Linked DNA regions of Homo sapiens: region 2 is linked to region 1. A link is a contact called in ENCODE Hi-C or POLR2A ChIA-PET data. All regions are on one chromosome and are shown on one strand. The core of a region is the stretch at or near the end of the contact, and the rest is flanking DNA. Distances in the headings are between cores, read along the strand shown. Region 1 overlaps PDE4B (phosphodiesterase 4B). Region 2 overlaps LOC105378776 (a long non-coding RNA gene).

Region 1 (2,836 bases), core at 276-2,775:
GCAGATATCTCTCCAATACATTGATTTATTTTCCCTTGGATAAATACCCAGTAGTGGGATCACTGTAATATGGTAATTCTATTTAAGCTTTGTTGCAAAACCTCCATACCGTTTTCCATAATAGCTGTGCTAACTTACTTTCCCATCAACAGTTTATAAGAGTTTGCTTTCCTCCACATCCTTGCTGGCTTTTGTTATTTTTTATCTTTCTGATAATGGCCAAAAGCTTTTAGCTTTTCCTCACTCATTGTGACATTAGCTGTGTGTTTGCCTGTTTTGTGTTGAGGTTTGTACCTTCTATGCCTAATGTGTTGAGAGTTTTTATCATTAAGGGAAATTGAATTTTATCAAATGCTTTTTTCTGCCTTTATTTGTAGGACTTTTTAGTAACAAATTTCATTATAGAATGTAAATATTATAAGGAAAAAATATATGTTATAATATGAATTAATAATGGCATGAATATTAAAACCAAACAAAATGCATATTGGAAAAATTGGCACTATTGCACAAACACAGACATCTAGGGGAATGTCTTTCTCTCTGGTGTTCGTGTTTTTACCTTCTTCAGCCATGTGAAAAGACTTTCAAAGGTTCTATTTTATTCTCAGAGTTGACAGACTCACCCTTCAACAGAGTGGGCATCAAAAGCCAATAGCTGCCTTGAGTAAATTAATTTTTGTTGATTTTAGTTCCCCTTTAAGACTTCCTGAGATACTGATCATGGAAATGAATATTAGCGATTTAATTCTGGCACCTCGTCAGGACTCACACTGCATTCCTGGGTGCAGCCTGGAACATCACTGCTGGCTGGACTCACTTCTCCTTGCCCACCAAGGGACCTGAAAACCACATTAAGGTGGAGAGGAGAGTGTGGCACCTCCTTGCTCAGAGATCGGCCAGTTCACTGTACTTTATTGACTGTGGACTGTTGATTTATCCAGCCTTCTCATTTCACATGTGAGGGAGGGCGATTTGGAGTGACTTCTGTGCACTTACATAGCTGATAATAGAGGATGGACCAGAATCCACATCTCCAACTACCAGTCCAGAATTCTTTCCATTCCCCAGTCACTCACTTATTCATACATTCATCTAACATTTATTGGATGCCTACAGTGTGTGTATAGCTGTGACTACAAAGATGAATTGGACGCAGACCCTGAACTCAAGATCTTTACCCTGGCTTGTGTTTTTGATTTCCCAGAGGGTCTGAGGTCCATTAGGAAGGTGACTATCTGCCAGGGCAGTCTCTCCATGCCGGCTGGATTAGGCAATCACTGCTGGCCGTATGCAGTCCCGTTTTCAGTGTCCAAGTCTATTCTTCATAGATGGCCTATTCTCTGTTTTTCTGACTTTCTTACTGGGGTTTCTCACCCAAACATAGCATTACTGATAAATAATATTTAAGTGGCTGAGCTCTGAAGATTAAGCTATTAATATCACAAACAGGCTCCATATTCTCTCTAGTAAAGAGCGAAAAAGAGTCAGTATGTATGTGTGTGTGTGTTTACACATATGAGCATGCGGTGTGGCTCTCTGAGACACTTAGAAGAAAAGTTCCTGCGTGCTCATGAAAGGCCCATAGTACAGCTATGAGTATATTCCAGGCCTCACATGGCTGCAGTATTCACCAGATTACCAATATTAGAGAAGCAGATTTTTTTCTATGGGTAATTTTTAATAATTTAAGGGCTCTCATTTCTCATTATTTCAGAAATCCAACTTGGAGCTTCTCATTTGATCAGCAAGTATTTTCCAAGGGCCTCCTGTATTCTCAGCCCTGTAAGAGGTTTGGGCCTTGGAGGCTGAGTCAGAGATCATGATATTCAAACCGTTTTCACTTTCATTTTGTTGTTGTCATTTTCTCTCCATTTGATCCTGAGGTAAAAAAGGACTAGTAATATTATCTCTATGTCACAGAGGAGGAACCAGAGGCACAGAGAGGCTTAATGACTTGCCAGGACCCTCAAGGCTATAAGCAGGAAAGCAGGGGCGAGACCACCAGGCTTCTTACCGCTAGGACAATGCTTTTTTTTTTTTCTAACTATGCCAGATTGCCAGTCCATATTTTTTTTAATTCAGGAAGGATTAGAGAAAAAATATTGCAAGCATATAAATGTAATCTCATGATAGAATAGTAACAATTACATAAAAATACTAAAGTTCATTTTAAATACTACCTAAACTAGGTCATGAATTCATCCTATAGCTTTTTCTCCCAGCAGGCATAATTGAGTTGCTTTCCCAAATGCCAGGTTATTCTACCCATGCGAGTTATAAAGACCTTTTTCTTGAAGGGATTACTGCTGAACTTCTCCTAAGTCATGACTTTGTGATGGGAGAGATATAAGTAACATGTTCGTTGGGCTTTTATAACTCTAGAGAAAGCTCTTCCTAAATCTTGGAGCTTACTGCTCAGCCAACTTATTGACTTTGTTTAGGAGGTGGCCATTAGCCTCTCAAACCACAGAGGTTTGGACTGTTCAACTACAGTAAGCCCAGAAGCAAAGAGAGATTAGAACACAGCATCACTGGGTGAAAATGGGGAAAGCTAAACTGCTTCGAAATTGCAGTGCTCTGTCCTATACTCATTTCTGGAGGAATCAAGAAGAGCCTGAAGCAGAAGTGACCCACTGGCCTTGGAGACAGGAGGCAATGGAAAAGCACAGTTCATCCACAAACCAGCCTCTCTGAGCATCAGCTTCCTAGCTGCGTGACATTCCCAAGACTCTTCCCTGCACTAATTTCCACATTTATAAAAAAGAACCACAGATGTGTCCTTGATGGTCATCTTACTGTCATCTGTTACCACCACATACGCTGTCTTGTTATG
Region 2 (2,767 bases), core at 89-2,588, 140 kb after region 1:
CACACACACATGCACACACACACAGACACCCCACATATACAGCATAGTGCGTAACACACATACATATAAGATTTATTTAAAACGACCTTGAGAAGAAAATTATTAACTCTGGGTCAGATGTGTTTATAAGCCCATTTCTGGGACCACATTCTGGGCTCTACCATATTGTATCTTGGGGTCATGGCTCTCTCACAACTGGAGAGAGGTGCTCCAAGCATCAATTCATAAAAGCTGTTACTAGCACACTATCTCTATCCTGTTTTTTTTAAAATAATACTATCTACCTTGCCTTTTATGAGGTGCAGAGCCTAGCACAAATGTGTCTAATCAGGCTGATCAAAACAAGGGGAATTGCACTGGTATTTGGGCCTGGGGTGCACAGCAAAAGGTCAAAGACTTACACGACCAGGAAAGCTTGTGACTTGGTTATTCCACTTATGATGTGGTTTTTATATAAATGGCCTGCATTCATTTAAGGACAAACATAAGACAGCCCTTCTCCTAGCTTCAGAATAGACTGAAAGTGGAGGAGAAGAGCAGAGAGAAATTTTGTTTTTTTTTTTGGTTTGGTTTTAGGAAATAATTTACAATATTTATATTCTAGGAATTGCCCTAGAGAAATTAGAATTTTTTAATTAAAAAATTTATTTTCCTCTTAGCTTCTTGCAATGTCCACATTATACGGTGCATTAAAGCTATAAGGTCTTATTCCTATTTCAGCAATTCTCAATCAGATAATCTCAGAATGCTTGTTAAAACACAGATCTGTGGGCTTTGATCCAGATCAACTGATTTATAATTACTTGTATAAGTAAGTCAAATAAGTTCTTGGTGAAATTCTCATGTCCACTAGAATTTAGAAACCACTGCACACTCCCTTCTAGCATCTGAAATCACTTCTATTTTTATAGATAAAATAGCCTGCTTTTCAAACTCTTCCATATTTGTAGCTTTGGGTTTCTAGATCTCTTTTAAGCTCACCAAGATCTAGTATTCAGCCTAGTACTCAGCCAGCGAAATTAGATGGAGTAGAATGGAAATTCTACTTGTGCTTCCCATAATAAAGCTTCACTCTTCCCTCTTCCTGCTTCAACTTTCTCCACAAACACACAGCAGTTAAATATACATATTTTTAAAGTTCTATTCTTATGCACCACAGAGCTTAAGAAACACTGCTCCCCTTGTGGTAGGTGCTGGACCAGCCAATGTTTTTGATTAGTAGGTGAGGCACATGAGGAGTTTGTGGTGAATGCATCAGTGGGAGGAAGAAAGGCATGAAATGAAGAATCGACATGATTGTGGTGCCTGGAGCCAGAGAGTTAGCTGCTGGTTCCAGCTCTGGTATTAACTGAGGGTGTGATCTGAGGTGAGTCATGCCTCTCTTTGGGCCACAGGGTGCCTTAGGGCTAGGCAGAATTCTTTAAGGCAGAGCTTCCTAGCTTATATGTAGTATCACACTGGTGTGCCACAAACGGATTATAGGTGTGCTATGAATTACTGCGTTCCTCAGCTCTCAGAATGTGCCTCTAGCCAAGAGAAGCCTCATCAGAGTCTTCTTGGGGACTGGTCTGAGCAGTGTAGGAGTCCAAGGACCACCCTCATAGTCCCTAGAGGAGGCAGTGGGCACCATGAGTCACATTTACCATGCATTTCTCCACTATAATGCCCTGAATGCACACAGCCAAGAAGGTAGGTGTTCTACTGCATGGGCATCTCAGCAGCCATCCATCCTAGCAGTTAGCACCGCAGACCATTCTAGGTAAGGCCTGAGGATCAGTAGGTAGTTTGTGTCCAGCTGCCCAGAAGCTTAGAGCTTAGCCCAAGATGTGGCCAGTGGGGATGAGTGAGTGCAGAAACATGGTGGGGATTTCTGGTCTGCCCAGCAACACGTGATAGCCCAGAATCTGTTTTCACATATATCAGATACTCCTGTTCATCTTCAGCAGATGGACAAAAAAGTCCATTTAGTGGTTTCCATGCTAGCTGTAGGGCAACTGCTCTTACAATGCATATGCAATATACAAATTAGACCTTCGTTATTATTTTGGAATGCTAGATAGCATAAAAGTCTGAATTTAAAGTACCTTTGCTCTATCATAAAAAATTAAACATTAACTTGTCAGTATAAGAAAAGGATAAGCTATTAGGTTCTTTAATTTCAAATGTTGCAAATCTTCAAATAGTTGTAAACAATGGTTTTAATTTTTTAAATTATCTTATTGTGGGAATGAAGGTTCTTGTTGATACACACCACTAGGAATTTGAAACAATCATCATTAAGAAGTCTTACTCAGAGTTTTGCATAGCTATTTTGAATATGGTATCTGTTGGTAAAAAGATATGTCAATGGTAATAAGTTCAAATTTCTAATTTTTTAAAATTATTTTATTTGGAACCTTTATATAAATTTAATATTTGATATTTTTCTAAACATCTTGTATTTTATTTTTCCTATAAGGATATAAATATAAAGAGTGACAATTTTTTTCACTGAACTTTGTTGAGCTATTCCCAGATCACCCTCCAGGTTTTGTAGAGAAAACATTTGTACAAAACAAAAAGTTTTTCTATGTGTGGAAGATGTGACAAAGATTGCCTACAGTGTTTTAGGGCAGTGGTTCTCAACTGGGGATGATTTTGCTTCCCAAAGGGCATTTGACAATATTTGAAGACATCTTCTGTTTGTCACCATTGGGGAGCTACTTATGGTGTTTAACAGGCAGAGGCCAGGAATGCTGCTAAATACCCTACAATGCACAGGAAAATT

What was found. Hi-C counts contacts between places; a loop is a spot of excess contacts on that map. ChIA-PET counts read pairs that join two places held with the same protein, here RNA polymerase II (POLR2A). Pooled maps may share reads with other maps.
Region 2: a pooled map shows a loop between it and region 1 (2.7-fold over the local background). The contact joins two enhancer-like sites. A Hi-C loop is called at or near these places in 1 of 168 maps with a recorded cell type or tissue (naive thymus-derived CD4-positive, alpha-beta T cell), 1 of 37 single-sample maps with no recorded cell type and 8 of 50 pooled maps. POLR2A ChIA-PET finds 5 or more read pairs at or near these places in 6 of 52 experiments (MCF 10A, OCI-LY7, PC-3 and 3 more).

What each region holds. Positions count from the first base shown.
Region 1 is chr1:66,299,531-66,302,366 of GRCh38, forward strand. All of the region lies in intron 7 of PDE4B (phosphodiesterase 4B), which reads left to right. Among named protein-coding and RNA genes, the nearest start is that of SGIP1, 230 kb to the right of the region's middle. RefSeq lists an enhancer at 1,860-1,919. Within about 2 kb of position 1,526, at least 12 of the 41 ENCODE cell types and tissues checked have a DNase peak (open chromatin) inside an H3K27ac peak, as active enhancers do.
Region 2 is chr1:66,435,338-66,438,104 of GRCh38, forward strand. The region is part of intron 2 of LOC105378776 (a long non-coding RNA gene); the gene reads left to right. Among named protein-coding and RNA genes, the nearest start is that of SGIP1, 97 kb to the right of the region's middle. Within about 2 kb of position 1,339, at least 2 of the 41 ENCODE cell types and tissues checked have a DNase peak (open chromatin) inside an H3K27ac peak, as active enhancers do.